Linked DNA regions of Homo sapiens: region 1 is linked to region 2. The links are chromatin loops, found by intact Hi-C in ENCODE. Cell type or tissue: Caco-2. All regions are shown on one strand. Each heading gives the region's core, and the rest is flanking DNA. Links, peaks and the distances in the headings are about the cores only. Region 1 holds the start of LINC01558 (long intergenic non-protein coding RNA 1558). Region 2 holds the start of LINC02538 (long intergenic non-protein coding RNA 2538).

Region 1 (16,338 bases), core at 5,249-13,248, 120 kb after region 2:
TTGGAATGAGGAAATGAATATAAACTAAGAAGACACCTGTGGGGACCTTTGTCCCAATCCCCATCAGTTACTCTTCCAGCCACCTGGCGAGGATACAGGCTCAAAGGCAGGTGTTAGGCTGAGGTCGCCCAGTCACCAGCTCTAGGGCTCTCGGATGCCCCGCTCTCACCACTACCACGCGCAAGAGCAGAGCGAGAGCTCCTTAACGCCAGTTTATTTAGCATTTTGATCTTTTCATTTTCTGATTTCTTATAATTTATAAATTTGAAGAATGTCTTCTTCCGCACTGGTGGGGGGGGTGTAACTAAAGCCTGGAGGCTGCTGTCGCGACGCCTTTGCGGCTAGAGCTTCTTTTACTATCCTGAGTCAGAGCCTCCCGAAGCCACGGAGGAACGCCCACGGGGCCGGGGGGTGGGGTGGGGACACTGCGCATTCAGGTCTCACCATCTGGGGACCCAGTATGCTGTGGTGCCCTTGCTGAAGCAAGGCTAATTGTCCTCATGTGACCGAGAGAGACTTCTCACGGCCATGCACAAAGACAGAGACCGTGTCAACAAGCATCCCAAGGTAGGACGAGGCAGAGTGTTTCGGATTCTCTTTTAGAATTTGGTGGCAACTGCTGGAGAGGCTGGTCTAATTTGTAACAAGTTAAACAAAGAGCCTTAGGAAGACAAACAGAAGAAAGAACCTTGGATTTATTATAGAATCCAAGGCCTGGCTTTTTGAGCCAGGCTTAGCTTTATTAGCATACAGCATAATGCTTGGCACCGAGGAGACACTTAATAAATATTTATGCACAAATGAATGAGTTTTCAGCATGTCACTTAACCCTTTGTACACTCAGTCTCCAAGTCTACAAAATAAGATGATTCAACTGGATAGTTATCATGATTGTAAAAATGTCTTGATTTAGAGATACCTACTTTTCCCTCATTCTCTACTTTCACATGTGACTAAAGCAAATTATAACCAAACCTCATTAATTTAGAATTACACTAGTAAGCCTCATCTAATTCATTAAAATCTGAATTACAAAATATATTAAGAGAAATACAACATTACTTTTTAAAAATTCAATAAATAGGATGAAGATGTAAGTGAATAAGATTAATTAGATAAAATGATTTGTACACTTATGTTCCAGATTGATAAATCCAAACTTTAAAATGTCCTAACAATAAAATATAGTTCTGAGTTTCAGGGTAGCTCCTTTGTGCTTCTTTCTTTCTTTCTTTCTTTCTTTCTTCTTCCTTCCTTCCTTCATTCCTTCCTTCCTTTTTCTTTCTTTTTATTTTTGATGTTTACTTTTGTTTTTCCAACTAGAAACTAAACCTCTGAAGTCAGGGAATATGTAGTATAGAGCTTGTGAGATAGCTTTTGAAAATGGACAGAAGTATTTCAGAAACTTCTACTCAACAGTTGCTATGGACTGAACTGTGCACTCCCACCCTGCAAATTCCCAGGGGAAGCCCCACCCCTCAGCATGGAGCAGGGGCCTGTAAGGAGGTCGTTAAGGTTAGACGGGGTCATAAGGGTGGGTCCCTGAGCCAATAGGATTGCTGTCCGTATAAGAGGAGCCACCAGAGAGCTTGCTGTCTCGGCACACAAGCATAGAGGGACAGGGGCTGCTGGGCAAGTCTGGAAGCCTCAAAATGCAATCTGCCTGCTGCCCCCTGGATCTCGGACTTCCGGCCTCCAGAACTGTGAGGAATCAATGTATGTGGTTTAAGCTGAAACTACCCAGTCCACAGACAGCAACCCAGGCAGAATAATACAATAGCAATGTCAACACCACACAAAACTCTCCTGTCTCCTTGTAGATGAAGCAGCTCCAACCCACAGGCTCCAGTCTCACTCAAGGCTCACCAGAGATGCAAGCCTCACCCTCCCCATCCACCCCTGCATGCCACCATCCACCCCCATGCCCCCATCCACCCCTGCACACTATCCACTATCTACCTCTGCACTAAACCAGCCACCCTTACACCACCCCCCACCCCTACCCCCACCCCCATCATCCATCCCCACAATACACCATCCATTCCTGCCATTCACCCTTGCATGCCACCATCACCACCGCACTCAGCCATCCACCCCTGCACTCAACCATCCACCCTTACCCCTCACCGTCCACCCCATACCCCGTCATCCACCCCTGCACTCAACCATCCACCCCTGCTCCCCACCATCCACCCCACCCCTCACCATCCACCCCATCCTCAGCCACCCAATACTACCCCTCACCATCCTCCCCAACCCCACCATCCAATCCTACCCCTCATCATCCATCTCCCCACCATCCACCCATACCCCTCACCATCCACCCATACCCCTCACCATCCACCCATACCCCTCACCATCCACCCCATCTCAATCACCCAATACTACCCCTCACCATCCTCCCCTACCCCCCACCATCCTCCCCTACCCCCCATAATCCACACCTACCCCTCACCATCTGCCCCTACCCCCCACCACCCACCCTACTCTCTCTTACTCAGGACATCCACCCCGCTTCAGGCATCTGCCCAAAGCCCATGCATCCACCAACCTGCCTGAGAGAGCAAAGGACCCTCCACCTAAATTCTTATCTGCTCTTCAAGGGTTTCCATCCATTCCACTCACCCTCCGAGTTATCGCCATTGCAGTGGGTGAGACATTTCACTTGAGGGAATGAAGGGTTTTTTTGGTCCCCTCTCCCTTAAAAAAATTTCAGGGAGTTGAACGATGAAAAGCTGCCCTTCCCTTAAGACACACACACATTGGCCCAGCATAGTGTGCTAGGCAGTACCCTAGCATGCAGCAGGCAAATACAGGGCACCTGGGTCCACCTGAACTTCAATCAACCACAGATAATTTCTTAACTTATACTAGATTGAGATAACACTATATACAACCCTACTCTACTACCATGTATTAGATTATGCCAAAAAATAATCCATGGTCATTGTAAATGCACACTTACCTGGCACACTGTATTTTACTTGCTCTATCTGGCAACTCCTTCCATAAGGGAAGTCTGAAGTGAGCAGTCGAGCTGGGAGAGCAGAGTCATGCGGGGCAGGGGAATGATGGGGTCCCACAGCCGTGCCCATCAGCCCGTTGACCACATCTGCATGGCACAGGGAGAAGGAGGGGAGGACAGGTGGGTCCCGGCACGGCCACCCCTTCATCAGCCCATCAACCACAGCCTTCACGGCACTCATCCCATGAGCTGTCACCCAGCACCCACCAGGAACTGAACAAGAAGGACATGGCTGTGTCCTCAGGGAACTTAGGGAGGACAGTTATCTCCCCCACAACACAGTTCAATCAAATGTACCACGGGGCAGGTGTTAGTCTAATATTAACCAGTGCTGGGAACACTGCGTGATCTTAGTTCCTTCTTGAAAAGTTTGTTTTCAAAAAGCTGAAGGAAAATACATCACAGTGATACAGAAGTTGAACCAGCTCTGGCCCTGAGCACCAGGGCACCAAGCAGGTGATGGGGCGGCCCCAGTACAGGCAACAGCACGTGGGGTCTGGGGGCAGCCGGGGATCCAAGCTTAGCCTGGGCAGCATGTGAGGTGAGTGGCCAGCAGCACACCCCAGCGTCACCTGGAGCCTTGGTAAGTGAAGCTGCCAGAAAAAGCATGGATTAAGCAAGAGTTTATTTTGCCTGGGGTCATCATTTTAGCAACATAAACTTACGTCATTAATTTGCATTGGCATCTGACCATTTTGTGAAATGTGGAGTTTCTGAGGGCGGCAAGGCACCTAGAGTCCAGCAGCTTCCTGTGCTGCCCACTCTGGCAGAGACCCCAGGCAGAGAAGAAGGCGGCAGAGAGGTAGACTAGCTGATGAAATTTCTGATTTTGTAACTCAAGCCTTCTTTCTCATTAATTTTTTTCACTTCTCCCTTTTTATGGAAATAGAACATACATACAGAAAGTACACTTAAAGTATCAGCTTGATGAATTTTCACAGCCTGCACTCAGCCTCATCAGCAGAGCCAGATGAACAACCTGAACACACAGCAGCCCTGAACCCTCTGCGGGCCACTCCCAGGCACCAAGCTCTGGCACCCTCACTTCTGAAGGCAGAGAGTGATGTGCCTGTGTTTTTGCACTTTATACGAATATATTTTGTCTTACATCTTAATTGCATATGTTATTTATCCCCAAGTTCCCTGAGGACAGAACCATGTCCTTCTTGTTCCTTCCTGATCAGTTCCTGGCGGGTGCGGGGTGGCGGCTCTTGGGATGAGTGCACGCTTGGTAGTGAAGGGGTGGCTGCGCCTGGACCAATCCGCTCTCTCTCTCAACCTCCCTGTGCTTGACAGGCTGCGGGCATGGCTGTGGGACACCATCAATGATTACTCTCCCTTTAACCCTTTCAGAATCAGCAACACAAGCAGTGCTTTAAACCCAAAAGGTCCCTTAGCACCAGGTCATAGAGATTTTGCAAAAGCCGTGGGATACGGAGCTGGTACAAGTGGAGTCTCTCTTATTCGAAATGCCTGGTACCAGAAGTGTTTTGAGTGTTTTATTGTTTCGTATTTTGGAATATTTGCGTATACATAATGAGACATCTTGGAGATGCTACCCAAGTTGAAACACAAAATAAATTCATGCTTTATATACACATAGCCTGAGGTAATTTTATACAATATTTTTAATAGTTTGTAAATGTAATGAAATTTTGGTTACATTGTGACTGCAACCTGTCACATGAGGTGATATGGTTTGGCTGTGTCCCCACCCAAATCTCAACTTGAATTGTATCTCCCAGAATTCCCACATGTTGTGGGAGGGACCAAGGGGGAGGTGATTGAATCACGGGGGCCGGTCTTTCCTGTGCTGTTCTCCTAATAGTGAATAAGTCTCATGAGATTTGATGGCTTTATCAGGGGTTTCTGCTTTTGCTTCTTCCTCATTTTCCTCTTGCTGCCACCATGTAAGAAGTGCCTTTTGCCTCCCGCCATGATTCTGAGGCCTCCCCGGCCATGTGGAACTGTAAGTCCAACTAAACCTCTGTTTCTTCCCAGTTTTGGGTATGTTTTTATCAGCAGCATGGAAACAGATTAATACATGAGGTCAGGTGTGGAATGTTTCACTTGTGGCATGAGGTTAGTGCTCTAAACATTGTAGATGTCAGGGCATTTGGGATTCCAGGTTTTTGAATTAGGGAGGGTCAGCCCGTATGGCAAAAAGCCAGGTGCAGCAGCCTCCAGTCTGCAGGCCTGAATATTGGGCTGCTAATGCAGGAGAAGGCAAGATTGATCTGATGTCAAATATTGAAGCTGAAATGTGTCAGTGCCCATGTGGATCAATGTTTCATGTGAGGACAATGCTGACATTTTTCTAACCAGCTGGATCATTTTAAACCATTGTGCTGAAAAAAAGACAATCAAAGAATTATGATTTTTTTTAAAAATCTCCCTAGCCTGTAAAGTTTAACACTGAAACACAGTCCTTAAGAATATCTTCTTCTAAGTGTGGTGTACAAAGTCCATTTCTGCAGTGGTTTGAGGCTGATGTGCTTCTACAAGATGGTGTTGTGGTCTGGCCTAGCTATGCAGATCCTTTTGTTTCTGTTTCTGGAAATATGTCAGGCATGTTGCCCTGTTGGTGTAATTTCCTTTAATTCATCCTCGGTCACCGTTTTCCAGGGCCTCTGGGCATGGGCGTTGATAACCTACGCCTGGTAACACCAACGTCTGTGAGCCCAGCCTGACAATGATTCTACCACCTGTCGATGGAGCAGGTTTCAGTGTAAACAAGCGTGTGAATAACTGCTGAAATATTGACGCTTTATTGCCTCCACGGAGGCCACAGTTTCCTTTATTTTATGATGGTACTTGAAATAATGTTTGATAAGAACCTGCCCAAAAGTCCTCCTCACATGGAGCATCTTAGAGTTTCAAAAGAAAATTGTTGAGGTTTCTGTTCAAATTCCAGAAGATCCAACTAGAGCCTGGGAGTCATCATCATGCTTCTGGTGGATTTTCTCCTGCTCACATCACAGAGTGTGATTCTGAGACCCCTCTAGCTGTCCCAGTCCCCTATGCCCAAATTAATTCATTCACTTCAGTGCTTCGAAAACTGTCTTTAATTCTCACAAGCCCCAAGTTGATGCATTCTTCTGAAATCCTTGCTTGATGACACTAAGTATCCATTCCCTGCCATTCTCTGTCACCACACGCTTTATATTTTTTCATTGCACATAGTAAAATATGTAATTTTATATTTGCTTTTCATTTTACTTTCCATCTCCTTCACCAATATGGAAGCTCCAGGAAGGGAGAGGCGATGGACTTTCTTCCCCTGTTGTTTTGCTACCATCACGCACACAACGCCTGAATTATAGTCGCTGCTCAATAAACATCTGTTAATGAATAGATGGTAGTGGCACAGGGGCCCGGCGCAGGTGAAAACCTCCCTGTATTCCTCTTTAGCTCAGCACTCAGGGCACATTCCTTCCTGTGCACAGTGGAAGGTAACTCTGCTGAGCCCTCTGTCACCGTAGCCTCTGCAGAGGTCCGGGCACACGGCCACCTCAGAGCCCTCCTGCAAGCGTAGCAGCCTCGCACGCCACCTGGAGAATGTGCACATGTGTGGGACTGGCCCTGGTTCCCACCACACTGGGAGGTGGCCTTTGCAGAGAGTTGTCATATAACAGCCCTGCCAAGGGGAGGGTGGGACGTCTTGGTTTCACATGGATAAGGTTCTTTAAGGCAGGCTCCCTACAACACTTAGCAAATAAATAGTGTTTATTCGTGTGCTCATCCAAACATTTGTTGCCCAATGCAAATTCACTAGAATCATAGTGTCAAACAGCTGGATGATCGCTCATCATCACACACAGGCTTGAGGAGTCCCAGAGCTAACGTCAGCAAGATGATGGATGGACAGATGAGAGATAGATAAATAGATAATAGGTTAATAGAGACAGATAGATGGTAGATAATGATGATAATGAACTTAGGTATAGATAGACAGTAGATGTGGATAGGTAGGTAGTTAGTAGGTAGATAGATAACAGGTTAATAGAGATAGATAATAGATAGATAGATAATTAATAGATAGAGATAGATGAGAGATAGAGATGACCCTGGCTTTATCATTTATTAATATCATTTCGACAAGGCAGAGACCCCAGCCCATGGAGAAGCTGTTGGTGGTGTGGCTGAGGTATGCAAATGTTTATGCACACGTGTGTTTTTGAGGGGGAAGAGAGGAAGGAAATGGGGGAGAGGAAAGAAGAAAAACAATGGGACAAAGCACCCAGGGCCGCCATTCACGGGTCCATGTGTTAAATAGGTGGTTATTTGAATAGTTGCTGCTGAAAGCTTCTGCTACCTTCCCCAGGTCAGGAATGAAACACACAGGCCCTGGTGGTGGCTCTGGTTTTTTCTGGAATTGTTCTACTGGAAACTGCTCTCTGTGAATTGACGGCTAATGAGACAAGCATCCGGAGCGAATGAGGGGCAGTGCCCTCCTCCCGCGTCCCCCTCGTGGGCTCCTCCCAGGCCGAGGAAGCTCGCTGCCCAGGCTTGGACAGACCCCCGAACAAAGGGAGCCGACAGCTCCACAACACTCAGCCCATGGGGACTGCAGCAGGTGAGTCTCCACCCAGCCTCCCTCCTTTGGACCAACACGAACTCCGGAGACGTCTGGGTGCAGCTGCCTCAGGCCCTGCTGTCTTCAACGGGGACTGAGGTTGCAGTTTAGCTGGCTTTCCTGTTCCTGCTTCCCCGGGTCCCCCTCAAAGAAGCCGCCTGCACCCCGTGCCACCTCACTCTGGCATAGCCCTACTTCTCCAAACCACCAGGCCTGCCCTCCCTTGTCCACGCAGATCTGACAATCTCCACAGTGCTGTGCAGACTTCAGCTCCAAGAAGTTGCAAGTGATGGAGATAAAATCCCTTCCTGAGAGAGTCATGAACCGTGGCCTGTTTGAGGTCAAAAGAAGAAATGAGAACAAAGCCAAGCCAAGGCTTCGGAGTGAGCCCTGAGACACCTCTCAGCTGGCCGGGTGGCCAGAGATCCACCCTGCAGGAGCCGCCCCGAGGCAGGTGGGCCACATCTCCCAACAAGCGGCACACAAGAAGGCCCCTCGCAAGAGGAGGCATCTGTGGTCTTCCCAGAGCAAAGGCAGCAGCCCCGGGAGCCCAGCCAGTCACTGGCCACCTGCACGCCTCTACACAGCAGACCTGGCCAGGCGGGCAGTGCCCCTGGCCCCTTGCGAATAGAACGTTGTGGAACAGGCGGAACCTGGGCAGCTGTCCTGCACTCTGGCCAGCCAGTCCGTGGATGCTCCTGCCAGGCAGGACTGAGCCACTGCCAGTCTGGCCGGTGCCAGCCTTTTCTCAGATCCAGCCACGCCCTCTCTGGATACGGTCTGGACACCGGCAGACCAAGCAGGCAGTTGCCTCCCTGGCTGGCTCTGACCTCCTGCAGCACAAGGAGAGGATGCACTGCACTGCCAGGCCTCTGGGCACCGAGGGCCGCTGCTCCGCCGTTTCTTTCTGCTACCGCTAATTCAAAACAGGGCAGGGAGCAGCTAGGCAGCAGCTGGGAGAGCTGCGGGCTCCTCCACCCGGTTGCTGGTGGGCTCCATCCGGCCGCACCGCCCGCACCTGCTCACCTCCAGCTGCCTCGGCCCCAGCGGCACGGACGGACTCAACGGCGACCACCGCGGCAGCTCCCCGGGGACTCCTCGCAGGTCAGCTGAGCTTTGCTTTCAGTCGGCGTGCACGGTTCCCAAACGTCGGTGGTGATTTTTGTAAGTGAGGTGGGGGTCACCACAGGAAGAGAGGGGAGGCAAACCTCCCTTCCCGCTGTGTCCCGCCTTTCCTCCTGGCGGTTGCGTTTCCACGTGTCCTGCCTGCTGCCCGCCCCAGCCCACACTGAGCAGGAAGGTGGGGCGTGGCGGGGAGGGGAGTGGAACTGAGGGAAGCAGAGAGGGTGGTGCCATTGCCCCCGGCCTAGCTTCTGTTTGATCATTAGTTTCAATTCAAGAAAACGTTCTTTTGAGGGAATTTTAAAAATGAATCACGTGCACCTCTTAAGAAAACCGAGTGTCACAATCGTTGTTACCACGCAGGTGAGAGGAGAGGAGGGAGGACGGGAAAGGGAAGGGGCATGAGAAAGGCGGATGGGACTGAGCTTCTACGGCTCCCTGGCCGCGGCGCACGCGCTGGCCCTCCCCGTCCACAGCAGCAGCGGCATCCTCCCCACCCTACAGCGAGGAGGTGGACGTTGCCCCGAGGGGAGGAGCGTGTCAGGGTGGCTTCCAGGTGCAGGTTCTCGCGCAGGCCTCAGCCTTCATAGGTGCATTCCGCTCTAGAACATTCCTGTTCATGCGTGGTCGTCGCTCACTGGTGGCCGCTTAGGTGCACTTCTCAATGGCAGTGCCCAGCACGGAGCAATGCCTCGGAGTGGCAGTTTCTTCAGTACGGTCCCCACGGCCTCTCCCAAGGCGGAGGATGCTGCCGCCAAGGAAACTGGCTCACCACGGACGCTGGTGAGCTATGGAGCTATCAGTGAGGTGTGGATTTCTCAGGCCTCTGGCGGGAGCCGGAGTAAAGGCCCTGAGTGTCTAGACCAGCCAGAGTGTCTGCGTGTAGGTCAGCAAATGTGGGCAAATGTCTAGGCGGTGGTGTCCTGCAGGGAGCCGAAGGCCCGTGGGGGACGTGACCAACTCAGCATTCCGCTGGAGGCTACAAACAGCAAACTGTTTATCATGAATGCAGGATGTGGGCAAACTCACACTGCCCTGCCACCAAAAGGTTTGCTAACAGACATCACTCCCTAGCTCCGGGCTCCTTAAAGTTATCTGCCTAAAAAATCTAGTGCCTATTGTCCAAAAAATGCAAGACTACTGTGAACCAAACGGCAGACTGACAATCACCCCCCTCCCCCAGCTTTCTCGCTATCTCTTTTTGCCTAATAAATACGGAGGGCTGTGTAAAGCTCAGGGCCCTTGTCCACTAAAGGCAAGGTGCCCCTAACCCCTTCTTCCAAATATACTCTGTTGTCTCTTGTCTTTTATTCCCGTGTTGCCCGCCTTTGTTCAGTCCAGTAGGTCCCCAACAATGTCCTGAGGGTATGAATCCTGAAAGACTACTCTCCATGAAGCAGGTATTTACCAGGTTAGTGCATGTTTCCTGGGTATTAAGGGAAAACAGTAAAATGTTCTGTACGGGGGTCCCGGTTCTGTGTCGCACGAGAAGAGTGTGTGTCTTTTTACTTTTTTAATATGGCTCAATAAAATTTTAAATCACATATGTGACTCTCATTGTATTTCTATTACACAATATGCTTTTTACCATGTCAAAATATCGGGTGGTTTCAATCAAATTGGTTAGTTAGCACCGTGTTCAAGAAAAACTCTTCTTTTAGGAAGGTACTAAAAGGTTCGTTGGTTGGGTTTTTTTAATGGAATTATATAACGTGTTATCACTAATTTGGATGCAGAATAGGAGTCTGGGGGTTGGCTGTAATGGCCTCTGAGGTCTTCTAAGCCTTATAGCTCTGTGATATTAAACTTGGTAAAAAGATGCCAAGAGATTCCTAGATGACAAGCCAGAAAGTATTCGCAGCCCATAAAGTAGAGACAACTCAGCCGCTGTGAAGAGATAAACATCTCCACCGCCACGTTCGTAGTCTCCTCCTCAAGGCCTCAGTTTTGGGTCTGGTGATCTGGCTCTAGTCCCCCACTCCAGGTGGGAGCTTCGCAGGCATGGGCTAGTTACTCGAGTTCCGGGTGCCTGCGTGACCCATTTGTAACATGGAAATAGCAAAAGTCCCTCCCCAATGCTATCAAAGGGTAGTGACGCGAGACAGGAGAAGTGTGAAGACGCTTTATAAAACTCAGAGTGCTAAATACTGGGGCTTTTCCCCCTCTACGTAGAAAGTTATAGAAGAAGGTGGCATTGACTAAGAAACAAATAATCACATTAATGAATAAGGCAGGAAAGATTTCTGAGATTAAATAACATTTTCATAGATTGATTTTTTAATTCCATATTTATCATCAAAGTCAAGCAGAACCCAAAACTGATCCTTGCGGTTCCGAAAGCGGCCTTCTGTGGCATGGAGTTGCTGAGCGGAGTCTAGTTCTGCGTGTGTATCCTGCTGGGTTGCACCTGTTTAATCTTTGCCTTTCTTTTGCCCAAAGAGTCAGCGTGTGAATTTGTTTATGAGGAGAACGACTCAAATTAATAACGAGGTGTTTTTGGTTTTTTTTTTTTTAATCTTTGGAATGTGCCACATCAAGTTCTGCTCCATTTCCTGGTGATTCAGATTCTAATGACGACCTTCACTCTCCCAGAATGTCCTCCTGTGACTGGCAGCAGGCCCTCTTCGCCATCCACAGGAGCGGGCGCTGCTCCAGGCACACAGCCAAGGGGGATCAACCCTGGGGAGGGGGCCGCAGTGCACCTCCGCCTGGCGTCTTTCTCCCCTCATGGGTCCACACTCCCTGACACCATCTGGCTTCCCTCCTGACAGCCCAATGCAGCAGACAGATGGCAGCGTTTACAGTTTCCACAGTGATGAGCAAGCCAGGGGCCTCCAGCCAGTGCAGTGTGACCCAGGCGCGCCCTCAGAGCCTGGCGTGGCCGGACTCTGGCTTCTCGGTTGCCCCTGGGTTGTCCCCGGACTGACATCTCTGGGTCTCTTCCTCTGCTTCATTTGGGAATCCTTTGTTGTTCAGTGACCAGGGAAATTGAGAAAATAAGCAGTGTGCTGACGTCATGGAAACAGTATATAGCAACTAAAATACACCAGCTTTCCTGTTTTTCCAGGCTCATATTCTACCAGATCAACCAATCCATGGCTTTGAGTATCAGCTGCCCACAGCGCGCTTAGCACCATGCGAGGGGCCACGAGGAAGGAGGGAGGCAGGTGTGGTCACCATCCTTTAAAAATTCAGATGTGAGACCAGGAAACACACCTAGCAGAAACAATAGGAGTAAAACTGTAGAAAGGAAAACAATGCCAGCATGAAGTTTTCAAGAAAAGCCTCCTTAGAAGAGAGAGGACTCTCGTCTTTCCCCCCTCACTGGGAGTGCCTAATGCCTAGTGTCAGGGCAGGGCTCTGAGCTGTAATTATCTTTCCTTACACCTACTAGTCCACAGAGGAAAATTAAAAGGCAAAACTGTTACGATCAACCGGGCGCGGTGGCTCATGCCTGTAATCCCAGCACTTTGGGAGGCCGAGACGGGTGGATCACTTGAGGTCAGGAGTTCAAGACTAACCTGGCCAACAGGGTAAAACCCCGTCTCTACTAAAAATACAAAAATTAGCCGAATGTGATGGTGCATGCCTGTAACCCCAGCTACTCAGGAGGCTGAGGCATGAGAATTGTTTGAGCCTGGGAGGTGGAGGTTGCAGTGAGCCAAGATCGTACCACTGCACTCCAGCCTGGGTGACAGAGAGAGACTCTGTCTCAAAAAAACAAAAACAAAAACCCTGTTAATATTGGGCCCATTCGCCACAAGAACAGTTAAATTATTTAGCAACAAACCAAAGCAACTTTAAAGTTATTTCAGTTGGCAAGAACGCTAGCAACCTGGGTTGCCAGAATTCGTTCACCTGGGTTCACAGGTGCAAACTATGAGCCATTCTAGTTCATTTCCTAAAAAAAAGAAAAACTTAAAAAAAGAAGAGCACAGGATAGCTTAGGAAATCACAGGGTTCCAGCCGTGAAGCTGGACAGAAGCTCCTGGGCACCGAGGCGGCAGCCACACAGAACACACCAGCTCGGCTCTGATGCCACCAGCTCCAGCCACACGCACATGGCCAGTTGCATCCTACAAGTGTGCACTGCCACACCTCCAGCAAATATTTCATTATCCTAACCATATTCTCACACTTTATTTGGTTGGCAATATTGGAGACTAAACTGCTTCTTATAATTTATCTTTCTAAATAATGGAAGTTGACTCCTTTAAAACTTTTAAACCATTTTAGATGGCCTGTAATATATGAAACCTTTTTTTACATTCTTTAACAAATAGCAATATAATGTGTGTGTGCGATTCAGTGTGAGTGTTAAGAAAGTAAATTTTGGAGCAATTATATCATTGGGTCCATTGAATTCTAGAAGGATTTTTGAACCCACATTAAATGTTCTCAGGCTTTAATTACTTTAACTTTCATATTTCTTCTTATAGTTTTTCTTCTTCTCCTCCTCCTTCTTCCTCTTCTTCTTCACACTTCCTGCTGTATTTTCCGACAAATCTTAGGATAAGAAATGGGTTGGCTAAGTAATTAGAAAAAGTTAAAAAAAAATACCTTTCAGAACAGAGAAAACAATAAAGAGGTGAGAGAAAATATCAAAAGAGTGATGACTTGTTGCTGATGTTATAGACCCTCCAGGCTCAGAGTTTTTCTGACCCCAAACGCTTGTCCTTGTCCCTGTCCTGCCCTTTCCCTCTCCTCTGACCTTCCCCAGCACCATCAACACATATGTTTCCATCACCTGCAGTCTTCAGTCCAGCTGCCTTCCCTCTCCTTCCTCTACCAACAAGCTTCCCAGTAAACACCTTACACTCTCCCTTTCTACTTCCTCACTCTTCATTCACACATTTAAAAGCTGAAATTTCACTCCCCAACCCCACCAGGAAAGAAATAAAATTTGCCAAACACCACTCCAGTGGAGAAACTGCCCTTGCTGAAGGTATTCACACAGCTTCCTAAGTGATAAATCTGGTGCATACAATTCCCATCTCAACGCCTTTGACCTTTCTTCCACATTTGGTACAAGTGACTACCCTCCTTCTTGAAACTGCGTTTCTCTCAATTCCACAAAAATTCTCCTTTCTGGATTTCTTCCTATATCTCTTATGACAGATTCTTTGCCACGCTCTTTTATGGCTTTCTCTTCTTCTGCCTGCTCCTTAAGTGTTGGGATTTCCCCAAAAATTAATCTACAATCTTCTTCCAACTCCATACTAACTGAGAAGTGTTACTAACGCGCCAGGAGCCCTATCCTGGTGCTGTGGTTTGGATGTGTCCACTGAAGTTCATGTTTTGACAACTTAATCCCCAATGCAACCATGCTAAGAGGTGGGACCTTTGAGAGGTGATTAGGTCATGAGGGCTCTGCTTCATAAATGGATTACTGTCGTCATTACATCTGGGCAGTGGGCTCCTGATAAGTGAATGGGTTCAGCCGCCATCCCCCTCCTTTGCATTTCCACCTTCCACCACCCACCATGGGATGTCAGAGCACAAGGGCCCTTGCCAGATGCTGGCAACTTGATATTGGACTTGTCAGCCTCCAGAACTGTGAGAAATACATTTCTGTTCATTGTAGATTACCCAGTCTGTGGAATTCTGTCATATTAGCATGAAATGGACTAAGACATCTGTTGAGAGGTTATGGTTTTGTCCATCTAATTTGTCACCTTTACCTCTCTCTTTGCAAATACAATTCTCCTTGTGGTCAGGCCGGAGCCAGCCCTCTGTTGTGAAGAATCAGTGGGGAGACAGGCCTGAAAAGGTAGAAGTACCTGGGAAAGGGAAGGGCACTGGAAATGTTCCTGAAGACACCAGCCTCTGGGCCTATGGAGGGTGGGGGAGGTGGATGGGGATGCTCCCCTGGGGTGCTGACATCTTCGCATTGTTCAAGGGGCACAGAGAAGCAGTCGGGTATTTGTGGAGTCTCTCTTTGTCCAGGGCTCAGCCTCTTTGGTGGTGGTAGCAAGAGCTTAATGGTTCTACCTGCATCCCTGAACTGTACTTTCATGTATCTACCTGCCTGGTAGACATTCTCCCCAAAACCCCTGCAAGCAAATTGAACCTGCTGTATTCCAACAGCACCCACTGTCTCCTCACCTTCAAAAATGCTCTGATTCTGTCTTTCTGATCTTTGTGAATGACATTACCCATGACCTAGTGGCCAAGGCTGGGACCCCATAAGGTCTTGTCTCCTCCTATTCTCTGTCCTCTTATTCTTCACATCCTATTGGCAGACAAGTGTGAATCAGCCAGGGTCCTGGCAGGACAAGGTGGCCCACTTAGAGGGTTTAACTGAAAAGAGTTTTATGAAGGGACTATTTACATGAGTGTGGGCGGGCTGAGGGAACACAAAAGAGAAGACAAAGTGTTGAAATTTGTTCATAGAACATGTCCGGATAGGCAATCTAGAGACAGAAGGCAGACTGGTGACAGCCTGGGGTAGAGGGGTTGGGGGACATGGGGAGTGGCCACTGAGGGGTATGGGTTCACTGGTTCATTTGGGGATGACACTGCAGAATGTTCTAGAATGGACCATGGTGATGGCTGCACAACTCTGTGAATGTGCCAGACACCAATGAATGGCACGGTGTAAACCAGTGAACTGCATGTACATGAATTACATCTCAATAAAACTGTGAGAGTTGTTTACAGGGAAGAGGAGGAGGCAATGGGAGCATTCAGACTGAGCAGTAATAGGGACTGAGGAGCCAGCAGCCTGTGGGCCTGGAGGCAGAGGGGAGAGACCAGTGGTTCTGAAACCTGGAGCCACCTGCCTGAGGGTTACCCAGGCAGAGAAGAACAAAGTCACAGCCAGACCCAGAAAGCTAGTGAGTAAACAGGAAGAAAGACCCCATGCTCCCTCCCCTAGCCCCCAGGCTCTGGCCCAGACCATACTTCTGAATCAGAGGAAAGGCGGGTTCCTGGCTTTGGCAGAGCCAGCAGAGGAGAGCAGCCATTCCCCAGCCCTGTTGGCTCAGAAACTGCACATGGCCATCTCCCTGTCTCTACCATCACCACCTTCTCAAGATCCCCGTGAAATCCTGTCTCCAGTCTCTCAGCAATCCACATCTCCTCACACTGGGGCAACTGGGGTGCTAGGGTGGGGGGCACTTGCTCATCAACAGGTCAGTCCCCACAGGCTGTTCCCAAGAGGAAATGCTGACCCAGGGTGGCCAGGTGTCCCAGATTGTAGATACAATTAAAAATAATAATAAAAGACGTGGCCTGTCAATGCAGACCACGAAGCAAAAGCATTTCTACAGCCTGAGGGTTGCCCATTGGCCACCTCTGCCCAGTGAGAGAGCCGGGGCGCAGGAATGCAGGGCTCCCAGACCCACTGCCATCTGCGTCATAACGGGGGTCCTCTTGGGTAAGCATTGTGCTGGGGGAGAGAAGGACATGGAGGACCCCAAACACAAAGCTCCCACCTCCCGGCAGGACATAGCTTCTGACCGCTGACCTGTGTTCCTTTAGGCTGGTAGCAAGAATCTTCAGAGCTTTGTCCCAACCGTTTGCTTTCCTCTTTTTTTTTCTCGAACCCAGAACCAGTCGCCTCTTGTTGGGCTTTGTGGGGTGGCAGATACACACCCGGCTTGTCCTCAGCCCC
Region 2 (16,338 bases), core at 5,660-13,659:
TCTGGAACTCATTCCAGCTGGACAGCGTCAGGATTGATTGAACTACAGGACCCGGGGCCCCTCCTGACGCTGCCCCTTTCGGAGGTGGGGACGCGCTTGTCTGGGTGAGCACCTGCTGGGGGTTTGACACTGGAAGACCTTCGAGGCAGCAGGAGGCTCAGGACCTCCCCAGAAGACCCTTCCCCTCTGACACTGGAAATACAAAGTTTCATTTCCACAAGCCCATGGTTTTGTGCTCACTCTGCACTAGGACGCAACACGGGGTCGGGAGAGATTGTGTGGAAAAATAAAACATGGCCAGACCCATTTTCTTACCAATTTTCAAGTGGATTTCGGGTATCAAATGATCATCTTTGTTTTTTTGTGCAGCAGGATATTAATCAGTGTTAGAGGGAGGGAGATTCTGGGACAGGCTGCGGCGCAGATGAGTCTTCAGGGCCGCTGAGTGACGCGAGCCAGCCACAGAGGACAAATCCTGCCCAACTCCACTTAGGTGGGGTCCGAAGAGTTGTCAGGTTCATGGAGACAGGAAGGAGAAGGCAGGTGCCAGGGGCTGTGGGAGGGGAGGGAGTGTTTACCGACGACAGAGTTTCCGTTTGGGAAGACGAAGAAGCTCTGTGGGTGGAAGGTGGTGATGATGAACACACTTAATGCCTCCAAACTGTACAATTAAAAATGGTGACAAAGGCCCCAGTGTTACGTGAAGCACATTTCACAGTGAAAATCACGCCTCATGGGGCCAGCCCGCTCCACTCGGAGAGGAGGAAGCTGCTCTTCCCCAGAGTGCGCGTTTTCAGGACAGCATTTTCAGATGTGCTGTGTTGCATGAGGACTGTGGAGAGTGTGAGAAGGGGAGGCCAGCCAGGCAGGGCCCACAGACAGCAGGGGTCAAACCATGGACATCTTTAGGGCATTTGTCCCTCCTGGTCCTTGGGAACAGCCCCAATTGTCCCCCTGGAGTGTGTCTGTGGCATTGGGCCCCCCTGGAGCGCCAGGGTTGGGGTGGGCAGTGGGGTGGGCAGAGTGCCGTAAGCTGGGTCTCTCAGTGGCTCCTCTCCTTCCAGCCAATGTGCAATGCAGTCCAGCTCAGTCTCTGCAAGCCCAGCCATGGAGGACTCCACACAGGTACAGACCCATGACTGTCACTCCAGGTCTGCCGTGAGCCACTCCAGTTCACCGGCCAGCACCCCATCTTTAGACAGCGGGTGCGTAAGTCAGCCAGGTCCTGTGTCGCTTAAGCCTTCCTTCCTTGATATGTCCCAAAACGGCCTCTCGAGCTGCGGGGCAAGGCCTCCAGTCCTGCGTCTTGTGTTTGGGGAGCACGTCAGCTTCCAGGGCAGCAAACTCGCGGTGCTTCCTCTAAATGCTTAGACTATGGTACAAAAGATCCAAGAAATGCCAGTGGCATTCGGTTCCCCTTGCTGTGTCCTCCTGGCCCTTTCCATGAACCTTTTGTTCTGACAGGGAGGACGGCCGGTGGCCTGGGTCTCACACTCGGCCACTTGAGTTCCCCGTGGGCCTCTGCAGCCTCCTCTGTGGGCCACATGTGTGTGGTTTGGGCAGAACGGGAGACTTCACAGGCCTCTGCTGGGAGCTCGCTTGTTTATTTTGGAAGAATTGTTTGTCTCTGCTGCTGACAGTGCAGCCTGAATCCTGTTTTGTTATTTCGCCGTCCGCGTGTTCTGTCAAAGACCAGTGGCCTTCTGCCCTCATCTGCTGCCTGTTTTGTTATTTCGCCGTCCGCATATTCTGTCAAAGACCAGTGGCCTTCTGCCCTCATCCGCCACCTGTTTTGTTATTTCGCCATCCGCGTGTTCTGTCAAAGACCAGTGGCCTTCTGCCCTCATCTGCTGACCGCCTGACTGCACTAAGCAGCATTAGATGACATTTTTCCGTCACTGAATTTTTAGGTCAAGCCAGTTCTATCGCTGCAGAATAGATAACTGAACGGCAGCGTGACAGCCTTTGGGGCAGGGGGGCCGTCTCCGGATAAGACACGTTTGTCTTTTTCCCAGGCACACAGCCTTTGCCGTTTCAGAGCCAGGGCTTTTCCTGAAGACTGCATTTCTATCAGCTGCACCTTGTGCAGGTCCCACCCCCTCATGCCCCTCCCTTACTCTAACAGGTGCAGAAGGGGAAGGAATGTCTGTGCTTTTCCAGGTTGCGTCCTTTCTGTAATGTGACTCACCTGTTCCGCAATATTTTTTAAGCATTTACAGGCTGCGCAGAATTGCGGAGGATGAAAGTTTGACAGAGACGTGGGCTGACCTGAGGGAGTCATGGGCAGCAAGGCCAGTGACAAGGCAGATACAAGAATAACTGCAGCGTAGGGACCGAATAGTGCACGCTGCAGCCTCCCGGGGGTGCAGCCAGTGGGGGATGAACAGACCCGTGGTCCTCCACACAGAGGTCAGCACACATCCAGGTGCATTTCCAAACACACCAGGTTGGTGTGTCTGCCAGGACCCCTGAGCAACCAAAGCCCACAGTGCCCCTCCCTGCCCCCGGCCCACCCCGTCCAGGACCCTCACCGACTGCCTACAGCCACTGAAGGGTAGAAGGGACCCGAACTTGGTCGAAGAGGAGGAAGCTGCTCTTCCCCAAAGCGCACATTTTCAGGACAGCATTTTTAGAGGCGCTGTGTTGCATGAGAACTGTGGAGAGTGTGAGGAGGGGAGGCCAGCCAGGCAGGGGCCACAGAGAGCAGGGGTCAATCCATGGACGTCTTTAGGGTCTCTGCCCATCTTGGTCCTCAGGAACAGCCCCAGTTGCTCCCCATGAAGTGCATCTATGGCATTGGGGCCCCCCGGAGCACCAAGGTTGGGGCTGACAGTGGGGTCGGCAGAGCGCCATGAGCTGGGACAGGAGGCGTCCCCTCTCCTTCCAGCCAATGCACTGGGCTGGACCCCCAGGTTTACAGAAAAGTGGGGCAGACCCTGGAGAACTGCTTTGTCATGAGATGGGGTGCTCACCCCCACCAGGCATAGCGTTCCTCCTTGCCCCTGGTAGTGCAAGGACCAGGCCATACCCATCGCAGTGTGGAAGCTGAGTCCATGCAGTGTCCGGTGGCGAGTGCTGTGCCCACTGGGAGGCTCGCCGAAAGCCATCCAAGAGGTCTGGGCTCCTCTGAGGCTGACTCGAGGGGGCTGCCCAGACAGAAAATCCTGGCCTTGCGATTTCAATCTCAGACCAACCCACCTGTGAACACTGCCTTCTCATGTGGACGTGGGGAATGAGGAGGAGACACGGCAAGCTTGGGACCAAAGGAAAAAGAGGCTGACCTTGAAGCCTCCTCCAGTGAGGGACAAAAAGTCACGGCCTCAGCTGGCAGAAGGTGCTTGATAAACCACAGGCTCCTGCCCCCAGCACTCTGGCCCCAGGGACACTCAGACGTGATAGAGTCCAGACACATCCCTGAGAGCCACACCACACACCTCGCGCCCCTGTTGTCCCATAAGAAGAGCCCCTCCCGGCAGACAAAACCCTCTCATGTGTGACTCAACCACGCCATAAGAGAGGCTCAGGTGAGGAGGTTTAACCGAGAGGCCAGTCGGGCAGAGTCCTGGGGGAAGCCAGCAGCATCTGGCTGGGCCTTCTCCTGGCTGTCCCTGCCCCTCGGCCCCCAACTGAGACAGAGGGAGGCTGGGAGCCTGGTCCCCCACCCTGGCCTTTTGGTGCAATCTTATCAGGAATGCGTGTGCCCTGTTTTTCCTCAGACACTCCACAGGAATGTGTCGAAACGCACAGCAACATGGCGTCCCCAGGGCTGGTGACACAGCCCCTCTGGCAACCTGGCTTCTGCGGCAGCTGGTGACGCCGTCTGCCCTGGGCCTCCATCCTGAGCAATATCACAGCGTCAGTTCACTGTCCCTCCCTGGAGGGACCTCCCCCACATGAAACCCTGCTCCAGAAGCATGGGTGGTCTCAGCCTGCATTCCCCAGGGAGAATGAGGTCTCTCCTTCTCCGTCCTGGGCTCCCTGCAGCCAGAGGGGTGATCAAGCGGCAGGAGAAGCCAGGAATGACCCCAAGGACACAGTCGGGTGACCGGTTATCACCCTGGACACAGGAGGCATCCACACAGAGACGGGTGGACGCAGAGCCAGGCCCCCCAGGATCCTCATCCCTTCTCTTCCTCCTGTGGTCACTGGGGACGTGACCCAGGGACAGGCCCTTCCCCAGGAAGGCTAAGCACGAAGTCCCACCCTTCTTGCGATCGAGGCCAGCAACATTGGTGTTCATGATGTCAGCCAAGGATGGAAGCTCCAAATCGCTCACTGCCCAGACTTGTGAAAACTAAATGGCTGCCCTTTTCCTTGGAACCTCTTTTCTGAAAGCACACAGGAATCTTCAGTTTTCCGCGGAGACCTGGAAGGAACTGAAAACCCAGGTTTAGTACAAGGAGAGCGTTAGAGATCTTACTAAATATTTAAGGAGGCTAAGAGTACAGCAGGCATTCTGTCTAAAAATCACAGGCTACAAAAGGAATCAGCGACCTTTGGTCCCAGTGACCCAATCAACGCTGAATCGCAGAGTCGTGTTGAGGGAGTTACAGACTGATGGTTTCTCCAGGACAGGCTGCATCAGAACGTAGAATACCAGTGTGACCGACCCAATGCACTCCTGTTCTTTTGAATTAAAAAATGACAAAATCCAAGTTGCTGTTCAAATCAGTAGGAAACCCAGCTGCTAAGGTTTATGGCAGTTGGGCCTGCTTGGAAGTCACAGTTCATGTCAATGCAAACTCATGGATACAGTGCAGGCTGGCCAGATTAAATAAAAGTTTTCCATTCCACTTCTATTCTGCAGTCTCATGCAGCCAACACTTTTCCTTGTTTAGTGTGGAAATGTTAGGTGCTCAGACCTGAGGCACTACAGTCACACTACAATCTACAGTCATACTATCATCTTCAGTCACACTACCATCTACAGTCGCACTGCCATCTACAGCCACACTGCCACCTACAACCACACTGTCATTTACACCCACTGCCACCTAAGTCACACTACCATCTACAGCTACACTGCCATCTTCAGTCTCACTGCCATCTACAGCCACACTGCCATCTACAGCCACACTGCCACCTACAGCCACACTGCCATCTACAGCTGCACTGCCATCTACAGCCACACTGCCACCTACAGCCACACTGCCATCTACGGCCACACTGTCATTTACACCCACTGCCACCTAAGTCACACTACCATCTACAGCTACACTGCCATCTTCAGTCTCACTACCATCTACAGTCGCACTGCCATCTACAGCCACACTGCCACCTACAGCCAACTGCCATCTGCAGCCACACTGCCATCTACAGCCACACTGCCATCTACAGCCACACTGTCATTTACACCCACTGCCACCTAAGTCACATTACCATCTACAGCTACACTACCATCTTCAGTCTCACTGCCATCTACAGCCACACTGCCACCTATGGTTGCACTGCCACCCACAGCCACACTGCCGTCTACGGCCACACTGCCATCTACAGCCACATTGCCACCCACGGCCACACTGCCACCCACGGCCACACTGCTGTCTACAGCCGCACTGCCATCTACAGTCGCACTGCCACCTACAGTCGCACTGCCACCCACGGCCACACTGCCACCCACGGCCACACTGCCATCTACAGCCACACTGCCATCTACGGTCACACTGCCACCTACGGTTGTACTGCCACCCACGGCCACACTGCCACCCACGGCCACACTGCCATCTACAGCCACACTGCCATCTACAGCCACACTGCCATCTACGGCCACGCTGCCATCTACAGCCACGCTGCCACCTACAGCCACACTGCCACCTACGGTTGCACTGCCACCCACAGCCACACTGCCGTCTACGGCCGCACTGCTGTCTACAGCCGCACTGCTGTCTACAGCCGCACTGCCATCTATAGTCGCACTACCACCTACAGTCGAACAGCCATCTACAGCCACACTGCCATCTACAGTCGCACTGCCACTTACAGCCGCACTGCCATCTACAGTGGCGCTAACATCTACATTCACGCGGCCATCTACAGTCACACTACCATCTACAGCCGCGCTGCCACCTACAGCTGCACTGCCATCGTTATCACGTGGGGAGGGACTGCAAGGCCACCCAGTGCTCTCCCACCACACTTCACATTTTCCTTCCTTCACATGCCTCGTTCTTGCATGAATGAAGTTTTCACACTGCATCTCTACTTCAAGAGAAACAAAGAAAAACAGTCTCACTAAACAAAATCACCAACTTCCCTGGCTGAGAGCTCAGAGCACTTAGGATCTAAATAGAAGACTGTTCCATGGTTGCTGTTCAACAGTGACATGTACCTGACACTACCCTACTTCGGGAGGTCAGGGTCCAAGGTAAACCAGAGAGGAATCTAATTAAGACTTGTTAATCAGTGAATAATCAATTATTGAAAATTAACCATTACATTCGTAGGAGAGTCTGGCTAGCAGTTCCCTAGGTGTGATGGCATGCTTTGACGGCAGCCTCCAGTACTGAAGACCTTGATCCCTGGTGATGGAATCCCATTACAGTGAATGTCCCTCCAGCCCACACTACAGGGTAGGAGAACAAAATGAACAAAAAATCTAGATAAATCAGAATTGTTTCAGACTTTTCAGGAGAAAAAAAATCCAAGAATCCCAGAGACAGATTCCAGTTGAATTGGAAAATAGCAGGGCAGTCTCTCTTCTTATCCATCTGTCCCTCATTTACTCATGTTTGCACTCAGGAAACCCCCATGAAACAGCTTGCAGGTATCGAGGCTACAGAAACGAAGGTGCATAACACAGAGGACTTGCTCTCCAGAAGGGCACCGTCTGAGGGCTATGGGGAGATGGATGAGGAAGAAGATATTTGCAAAACTAAACAAAAAAGAAGGGCTAATAGTCACTGAACACTACATTTTTCTCCCAGCTCTGTCCTAAGGATTTTACTTAGAATATTTCATTTAGGCCGGGCGTGGTGGTTCACACCTATAATCCCAGTACTTTGGGAGGCTGAGGCAGGTGGATCACCAGGTCAGGAGATCAAGACCATCCTGGTTAACACAGTGAAACTCCGGCTCTACTAAAAATACAAAATATTAGCCAGGTGTGGTGGCACACGCCTGTAGTCCCAGCTATTCAGGAGGCTAAGGCATGAGAATCGCTTGAACCCAGGAGGCGGAGGTTGTAGTAAGCTGAGATTGTACCACTGCAATCCAGCCTGGGCGACAGAGCGAGACTCTGTCTCAAAAAAAAAGGAACATTTCATTTAACCCCAATAAGGTGGGTAGTATCATTGGACCCATTGTACAGTAGGAAAAAGGGACAGAAGGTGTGGGAGCTGGACCAAGGCCTCAGATCTAGTGGTTGGTGGAGATAAATTCAAGTCCAGGGCAGCCTGGATCCAGTACCTATGTCCTTGTCCTACACTCTCCTGTCTATAGAAAGGGTGTTTTCCATTTATTTGCTCACTTACGGGTGGTTTGTTGAGCTCTGGGTGGATAGGGATGCATATGTTATAATAGCCATGGTCCCTGTCCTCATTCTGCTTACAACTTTGATCAAAAAAGCTTCCAGAGATGAGGACATGCTGGAAAACGACCCAGTCAGCCTCCTTCCCTGGAATTCCCCTAAGACATTCCTGGGTTTCTCATCAAGCGTTTGCTGACCGTGTCTGCATTTAGCAGATTTCAGGTTTTGGAGAGATTTCCTGCCACTCACAGTTAGTTATCTATTTGAAGGCAACTGCAATTGGGGAAAAGTTCCTTTTTGTATGAAGGTGAAATTTCCCTACAATTTCTACTCGTTGGTTCTTGCTATCTCTGCCCACGAGGCCTCCATGGAAAAGATGTCTTCCTTCTTTTGTGCATAACTTTGGGAATATTTGGAAACATTTCTGAGGTTTCCCGTATACCCTTTCTCTAACTCCTCCAAGCTAAACCTCAGAAATGCCCTCTCCCTGTCATCCAAGAAGTGATATCAGAATCTTTATCATTGTGGCCAGACCCTGGGGGTGGACTTAAGGCTAGTAAAGTAAAAGGAGATCTAAGCGTGGCCCGTGCTGAGCTTCCGGGGATGGGCCACGCATGGCATGCATTCATTTGTGGACATTTCCCTGGGAACCTTACGTATTGGGTCCATGTGACATTCCCAGGGCTGCGGCTCACTACAGAGGGCTTGAACCTCATACTGACATTAAAGAAAGCTGAGTCCTGCCTTTGTATTCATCAGTGCTTTTTAATGATGGCAGAGCAGGCTATGGAGTCAGACTGCCTGAATTCAAAGCATACTGTGTAATCTTCAGCAACCTGCTCACTCTCCAAGCTGAGTTTATGCCTTTGTACGTGGGTTGGGAAATTAAAAGAGTTATGTATTAGTCCGTTTTCATGCTGCTGGTAAAGACATACCCGAGATTGGGTAATTTATAAAGAAAAGGAGGTTTAATGAACTCCCAGCTCCTCATGGCTGGGGAGGCCTCACAATCATGGTGGAAGGCAAGGGAAGAACAAAGGCACGTCTTACATGGTGGCCAGCAAAAAGAGAGATCTTGTGTAGGGGAACTCCTCCTTATAAAACCATCAGATCTCGTGAGACTTATTAACTGTCACGAGAACAGCACAGGAAAGACCCACCTCCATGATTCAATTACCTCCAACCAGGTCTCTCCCACAGCACATGGGAATTATGGGAGCTACAATTCAAGATAAGATTTGGGTGGGGACACAGCCAAACCATATCAAGTTCCATATATTTGTGGATGTGCATGTGTGTTTATATATACAGTATATAAATGTATATATGTGTAAAATACATACATATATAGCACTTATTAAGTGCTTGGTTCACAGTATGCACTCTGAAAACATTAGATATCATTATTATAGCACAAAATCATTCTAACTCAGTCGGCCAGACTCCAGACCTTGCTGCCTGTGCACTGTGCTCTGTGGCTTTGCTGCTTGGCCTCCACTGCTGCCTGACCATTTGATTCCATTGGGTTGGGTCAGCTCAGCTTTTCAGGTCATGCTGAAGTTTGATTTGTTATTCAAGTATTAACTCTGCCTCTAAGACTACATTTGAAAAGCATGTATTATTCATCTTTTTTCAAATATTGCATTTTCTCGATCTTGGATGTACTGTTTCATATTTTCATGTTTGTGGGGAGAAGGGTGCATCTCACATTACAACATGGGCAGTATTTTTTTTCCTGGAAAGTGATGATTAAGTCCTGGCTCTGTCTTACACCTGGTGATATCTTACAAGTGAGAAAATGCAGTGAGTTACAGTATTCACTGGGACATGTAAAGGTTCTAAATGACAACACTTCTCTACAGCAATGGTTCTCAAACTTGGTTCCACAGCAATAGTTCTCACATTGGAACCATCTGGTGACCAGCAGTAAAATAAAAAAACACTGGTGCCCAGGGCTCACCCCCAAGAGATTCCATGACTAGGAGCTGGGATGTTAAAAAGCTCCCCAGGTGATACGAAGGTGCACTTTGCACTAGACCCGAGCCAACTCTTCCCCCATCTTCCCCCTTAGCTTCCTTCAGAGCATATGTAAGGACCGTCAATAATTGCTGGCGTGATTAGCCGTGTCTGTGCCCCATCTCTTGAGGATAGGAGCATGCTGCGGCCAGTGTTTGGTGCATAGAAAGCACTCAGCATGCACTGCCTGGATGACCGTGTGGACTTCGGCCACTCACCAGCACTGTTTGCTGCTTTTTGCCTGTGTAAATGTGCGTGTTTACTGTTTCTGCTATGGCAGCGACTGCAGGACTGCAGGACTGTGAACTTTGCCCTCATTTTTCACCGGCTTTATCTCCGCGAGAAACAAGCAGAGGAAGCAGCTGGGAAAGGCTGGACGGGAAACCGGAGGCCACAGTCTCCTCCCAACACCACTGCTGAGTGAAGATGTTTAGGATGGCATCAAACCTGGGGACCTCATCTGCACAGGGGGGGTCCTATCCACCAGAGGATATATAAGCCCCCTTCCAATTCAAAATCCTTTCATCACGTAGACTCGACGGCATGGAGTTAGCACCCCATCACAGCTTTATGACAGACCCGGTTTTTTACTACTTTGTGGCCATATCTACACAAAATGAGATACATAAAATGCAGTTGTAGGCTCGGTGTGTCAGCTCACACCTGTAATCTTAGCGCCCTGGGAAGCCAAGGCAGGAGGATCTCTTGAGGCGAGGAGTTTAAGACCAGCCTGAACAACATGGCGAGACCCTGTCTCTACAGAAAAGTATGAAAAAATTAGTGGGGCATGGTGGTGGGCACCTGTAGTCCCAGCTACTTGGGAGGTCGGGGCAAGAGAATGGCTTAAGCCCAGGAGTTCAAGGTTACAGTGAACTGTGATCGTGCCACTGCATTCCAGCCTGGGCAACAGAGCAAGACCCTGTGTCTAAAAAAATTTTAAATAAAAAGTTAAACCAGGAGTATAGGTAACATGATCTTAGACAAAGGCCACTACCTCATCTCCAAAAGCCAGGCAGTGGCCCCAGGAAAGTGCCCTGGTCAAGTCCTCCCCTTCACAGGCAAGCCAGGCTGGTTTGGAACAAAAGGCAGAAGCTTTTCCTCCTATTTCTATTTTCCTATTTCTCCTGATCTTGACCCTGCCCAGGAATCCGAACTGCCAAGTAGACGCCCTCCATCCCTCCCATTTATTCTGTCATCCACCCACACCCTGGCTTTCTTGCAGCCAGAGAGCTTCTTCCTGCAAGCACCAGCTGTTGAGCAGGACTGTGACAAAGAGCAACAAAGAGCCACAAAGAGCAGGCTGCGGGCGGGACCATCGGGACCATCACAGAGGCATCAGCCCTGCCCCGGAGTGGCTGCAGATGCATCCCTGAGGGAGGGGGCTGGGGTGCAGGTGCTCCCTCCCGAACAGGGGGTTTGTTAGCTTCATCTGCAAGGCCCTGAAGCCAGGCTCTTTTCAAATCGTCATCATGTGTGCACCGTACACTCCCTTCTGACTCTGGGGGCCTGGGCGCCTGCTTAGTGCAGCCTTAAATTTTTTACGTACCAGTAAAAATACTGCATGTAAGATTCTGTTCCTAGGAGGATAAAGGGATGGCCAGAGCTGGCTAAGCGGAGTCTCGACGGACTAAAGGTATGGGAAAATGAAGACGTGGACCTACCACGTTCTCTTCTACCTGGAACTTAGGATTTGTAAATTGCATTTAGATGTCATTTGTCACATTGGTAGGCTGTGACTTAATACACTCACAAAGAGGATTTTTCCAAGTATTTAAACTGTGTAGATGCTGCAAAAAATCAGACTGAGGCAAAGCCCTGCAGCCAACCCCAGCAGCAAGAGGTGAGGACCCCCTGTCTGTCCTGGGCCCCACTCAGGCACTATCCTCATCTCTTAGAATAGTTTGTTACCTTTTCTTTCCTGAAGCCTCATCAAATGCAACTTTTTCTATGGCATTCAACGGACTTTAAAGCAAAGATTACAGAGAAATTCTTATGCAAGTCAGAAAATCTGCTTATTATGGGTTTGATAAACCAAATTGTGTTACCTGTTTATAGACATAGATTTCTATCAGCCAGACGTGTGCACAGCACAGCACAAACCATAGCCACCCCCGTCGAAGTCTCTTTCTGTGCATTTCCCAGCCACGCCCCCAGCTTGGGCCCCTGGGGTCACCTCCCACTCCGGCTAGAAAGAGAGAAGGAGACAGTGAATTCCTCGGAAGCCGCTCGCCCTGCACCCAAGCGGGACTTGCACCACAAGCAGCCCCAGGAAAAAACTCTCCATTTCTTTCTCGTGGAGGCTCCAGAAGAAAAGCTGCGCATTTACCCGGCGCATTCTAACCGCCTTTGAGGTTCCCTCCGGCAGCCATGGGAGCCGTGGTGGGGCAAAGCCTGGGCTGGGAGACGCTGCAAGGCTCTGGGGAGCAGTGAGGCGCCGCGCCAGCTCCTCCGTTCCCGTCATAGCCTCACACGGGCTTCGCTGGACACGTCCAGGACGCAGCGCCGGTGGGCACCAGGCGTTGAGCGCCTGCCCCGCGTCTGTGCTAAGACCTCCCTTTGCATTATTGCATTTATTCCAACGATGGGGTGAGGTAGGTATTCTTATTTCCATTGCCAGAGTGAAACACTGAGGCTCATCCAGGGGCCGGTGTGGAAATCAGGGCTCAGCCCTGGGCCCCTGCTGCTTGGAGCCGGTGCGGTGGCCACCGTGACCTCACGCTTTCCCTGCCAGTCGCTCTCCGCCGCATCCCGGCCTCCCGCCCCGCCCCCGGCCGCTTTCCAGGGACTGAAGCCCGAGTTGGTGCTGCGTGTCCCCGCGGGGATTATTTTCAAACAGCTCCTCCTGCCCTGGCTCCCACAGCGCGGCCCCAGGCAGCTGCACCACTTTCTCCTCTCACCAATTAAAGCCGAATCCAGGGCTCCTTAGCATATGAATTGAGGCGCATCGGAGCCCTCACTGCTGGGCCAGCCCCTCCCGGGCTCCTCCGGTTCCGGGAGGTCCACAGCCCAGCAGCAGCTGCCCCTGCACGTTGTCCCCTCCGTCCAGCATCCCGGGGCCGAGGAGACAGTGCCCCTGGCCGGGGGCTGCGCTGGCTTCAACTTCCCATGGGCAAAACGGGGTCCCGGGTCAGTGTTCACAGAGGGTCTCAAACCCTGCAGGACCCTGAAATTGTCTGGGATCCACACCAGTCGGAAGAAAAAAAGAATAGAAAACGCAGGGATTCACCTCCTCTGCAGGCACCCTCATGCCGAACACTAAACAGGATGATGTTGAAAAGGATTTGGAGATTTATGCAGGTCACGAGCTTGAGGAATTTTTCCATTGAATGCACCATGCCTTGGGTTTCCCGTTTCCCACTGAAAATCCCATGGCTGACACTTTTTTTATATCATTACCTTGGGAGATGAAGAAAAACTCATCTGTTAGGGCAGCTCTGTGAATGCAGATGCTTTGGGTTGTTTTGAATGAATGACTGAATGTTCTGAAATAAAGCAGGAAGGTGCCTGCGGGATAATGACTGGTTTCGCAACTCTTGGCCGGGAGTCTAGACCCCTCTGATAATCAATAGAAATGGATGTATATTAAATTTAGCAATAGAAAAAGTATAGATAGTTGAGTATGCTACATTATTTTCCTATAAATTAACCCGTTACCACAGTCTTTAATTATCTTCCCCTTGCGAGGCATAAAGAAGAGACTGCTTGAGGATGGAGGGTTTTTTGTGGTCTGAGGTCTGCAGACTGGCCAAGTATTCCAATATTAATTACCACCCATCCTGGCCGTAGGCTCACCCCGCTGACCTGAGCAGACCTGGTGAAGCAAGCCACAACTTCTGCTGGAAATTGCTCCACTCTTCCATTAAGTGAGGATTAGAAAGCCCTTTGTGAGAATTTTGCCCAGAGTCTAAGTTGAGCACTTTGTCACTTGCACGCTTCATTTTCCAGCATACCGTTCGCTCAGCTCAGTGTCTATCCAGGCACTGAAGGTTCGGATGCAAGCACTCTCCAGCGTAGGGGCTGACCAAGTGAAATGCACACTGAGCAACCGTGCAGCTCCAGGTCCTGGCGGCTCTTCACAACCAGACATTCTCCCTGGAGACCCTAAGCTCCTCTTCCTCTGTTGGGGGAGCACAAAATACCCTATAAGGGCTGCTTTGCTGCCTCTGGCACTTTCTTCATCAGGGGAGTTACATCCAGATGTAGCTGACAGGTCAGGGCCCCTTCTCCTCCACCATGTCTCAGGGTTATCTTTTCCAAATGGAGGAAGTCAAGGGTATGCAGGCGCTCCAGTTTCCCTGCCTTACCCTACATATCCATAACAGACTTCAACACGAGAACCAGCGTTTCGGATGTGTCTAGCAGAGTGCCAAAGTCAGGCTGGAGTGTGCCCTGAAAGTCAGGGCCTTCTGAGGGACACAGACACGGTTTGTCTCCAAGGGGGCTGTGTGTAAGGCAAATGCTGAGGCCTACAACCATGTGTTCTGAGACGGTGGCCATTACAGAAACAGGCAGTCCCCAGACAGAAGCACAAAGGGCAATCTCAAGGAATCAAGATCTGTAGGCAGGGACCCACACTGAACAATCTGGACAAAGCTAATGCAGAATGAACAGTACCGCCGCTACCCAGCGACAGTCGGGCTGATGTTCTAGGAGAACCACACGCTTCACACAGCAAGGGAGAAATTAGGCCGTATTTTAATCCCTTCCAGCTTCGTCCAGGAGGTGTTGTGATTTGAGTCACTCTCTTCCTCTAACTCCTAGCCCATCCGCAGTAATAAATAACTTTGCAGTGAATGGATGGTTTTCTTAGACCTGGGGGAACAATCCTAGTTTGATAAAGCAGCTCAGGAGCGTGAATGCTGAGGGGCCCGCCTATTAGCTGCCAAGCTCGGTAGCCAGGTCAGGCCCCACTGGAAGGGAAGGGGCAGTTGCCCAGGGTGCCTGAGGAGCAACCTGGCCCCTGTTCTCGGGTGGGAGAAGGAGCACCTGGCACTGACCAGCCCTGGAACTCCGCCTGCTCACTGGACATCACAGCACATGAGCGGGTGCTATGGATGGAATGTTTGAGTCCCCCAAAATTTGTATCTTGAAGCCCTATTTTCCAAGGTGCTGGTATTAGGAAGCGGGGCATTTAGGAGGTGATTAGGTCATGGGGGGCCTTGTGAATGGGATTAGTGCCCTGATAAGAACAGAGATGACCCATCTCTCAGCCATGTGAGGACACAGCAGAAGGTGCCATCCACACACCAGTCTGGAGCCCTCCCAGCCACGGAACTGCCTGGCACTTGGATGTGGGGGTTCCTGCGTCCCAGCCTCACAAGAACTGTGAGAAATCCATTTCTGTTGTTAAAACCACCCAGGCCATTGCATTTTTGTTACAGCAGCCTGAACTGACTAAAACAGCTTGAATAACAGAAATGGCAGGTTAAAAAAAAAAAATCACTGTTCCTGGGCTTGCTCTAGACTAAATAGTTGGGGGAACCTAGGGATTAGGGAAGAGTCTAGAGAAAAGCCGCAGTTCAACGCCTGCCCATCTCCTTGCTTCTAGTGAAGGGGCTCAAGGAATATGACGCTCTTATTTGGGAAGGAATTCTGGGTCATAGAAAAAAATGGGCGGGCCAGTCCAGGAAGCGTGGAGAGAAGACAGTGAAACTGCTCTGTCGAGAACTCAGGAAGTCCCCCAAGAGAGGACGGGGGAGGTGGGAGGTGTGGGGTAGGTGGAGTGAGCCCCAGGGAGGAAGACCACAGTGATCCTTGTGGCAGAAATCCAAACTGTGGGGGTAAAGGAACATGAAAGCAACAATTTCCCCTTATGTCCTGCCCGATGCTATATAGTTGCTTCACAGCAGCCTCTTCACACCAGCCTCTCATCTTCATACCTTCTCTGAGGGTCTTGCTCATGGTGGCTTTGTCAGGAGATGCTCTGGGGGAGGAGGAAGCAGAGCAAAGCCCACCAGTGACACAGAGTGAACCATAAAGGTGAAGACAGTCATGCCCAGAGAACCAGGGATGCAGAAGTTCATGGAAGCTGGAGTTTGGGGCAGGAAGCATCTGGAAAAACATGAGTCTCCTCTTTCCCCGCCCTCACCATCACCCCCAAAACATGGATATCCTCAGAAATATCTGGGAGGATCCTGGATTTCCCACATGCAAAGATAGGGGATCAGGTCCAGAAGGCACAGCTGTGCTCAGGGTGCCTGTGTTTTGTGAACTAACTCAACAACGGACAGCGCGAGATACACAGAGCCACACTGTGGCTGGGAGCCTGGCCGCCGTCTTCCTGATCCCTGGGGCCGATGGCCAGAAGGGCTTTCTTACCAGGTGCTTCCCAGGAGCCTGGGAGGAGGTGACGCTGAGCACAGACACCACATCCTGCAGCCGTCCTTGGTCCCGTCTCAGCAGGCATTCCCAACAGAGACCCCACCGAGAGCTGCTGGGAAGGCAAGGAGATGTGGGTCATCGTCATCAGCTAAATGGAGGGTGGCATTCTGCTTCTACCATCCAGCCAGTGCCACAGATCAAAGAGAAATAAGCTCGGCAATTTTCCTGCCATCATTTTGTTTTGAGATAAGGAAATTATCCACAATCCAATTATGAGGTGTAATGTCACATTCTTTTTTTTTTTTTTTTTGAGTCGGGGGGGACACGGTCTCACTCTCTTGCCCAGGCTGGAATGCAGTGGCACAATCTCAGTTCGCTGTCACCTTGACCTCCTGGGCTCAAGCAGTTCTCCCACCTTGGCCTCCAAAGTAGCTAGAACTAAGCAATCCATCCACCTTGGCCTCCCAAAGTGCTGGAATTACAGGCATGAGCCACTGCACCCAGCCCATAATGTTGCATTCTAATGTGATAACAAA

What was found. Hi-C counts contacts between places; a loop is a spot of excess contacts. Peaks named below come from ENCODE experiments on the same cell type or tissue, not always from the same donor. Only the 100,000 strongest peaks of a DNase experiment are listed, where the experiment ranks them.
Region 1: it touches region 2 in a loop (7-fold over the local background); 2 of 110 quality-filtered maps call a loop at or near these places.

What each region holds. Positions count from the first base shown.
Region 1 is chr6:167,787,982-167,804,319 of GRCh38, forward strand. LINC01558 (long intergenic non-protein coding RNA 1558) reads right to left here and starts at 8,878. Exons shown (of 4, transcript NR_026773.1): 1 at 8,628-8,878; 2 at 2,966-3,112. LOC441179 (a long non-coding RNA gene) reads left to right here and starts at 7,548. Exons shown (of 1, transcript NR_149041.1): 1 at 7,548-10,267. RefSeq lists an enhancer at 10,977-11,510. In Caco-2, for the core only: no CTCF peak of the experiment used is centred there; DNase peaks (open chromatin) are centred at 8,900 and 9,260; H3K4me3 peaks cover 2,324 bases.
Region 2 is chr6:167,666,534-167,682,871 of GRCh38, forward strand. It overlaps LINC02538 (long intergenic non-protein coding RNA 2538), which reads right to left and starts at 12,690. Exons shown (of 3, transcript NR_117091.1): 1 at 12,379-12,690; 2 at 11,527-11,666; 3 at 307-4,376. LOC124901465 (a long non-coding RNA gene) reads left to right here and starts at 11,699. Exons shown (of 2, transcript XR_007059883.1): 1 at 11,699-12,072. LINC02487 (long intergenic non-protein coding RNA 2487) reads right to left here. Exons shown (of 7, transcript NR_117092.2): 6 at 15,800-15,914; 7 at 14,158-15,404. RefSeq lists an enhancer at 5,648-6,147. In Caco-2, for the core only: no CTCF peak of the experiment used is centred there; DNase peaks (open chromatin) are centred at 9,768, 11,638 and 12,238; H3K4me3 peaks cover 1,248 bases.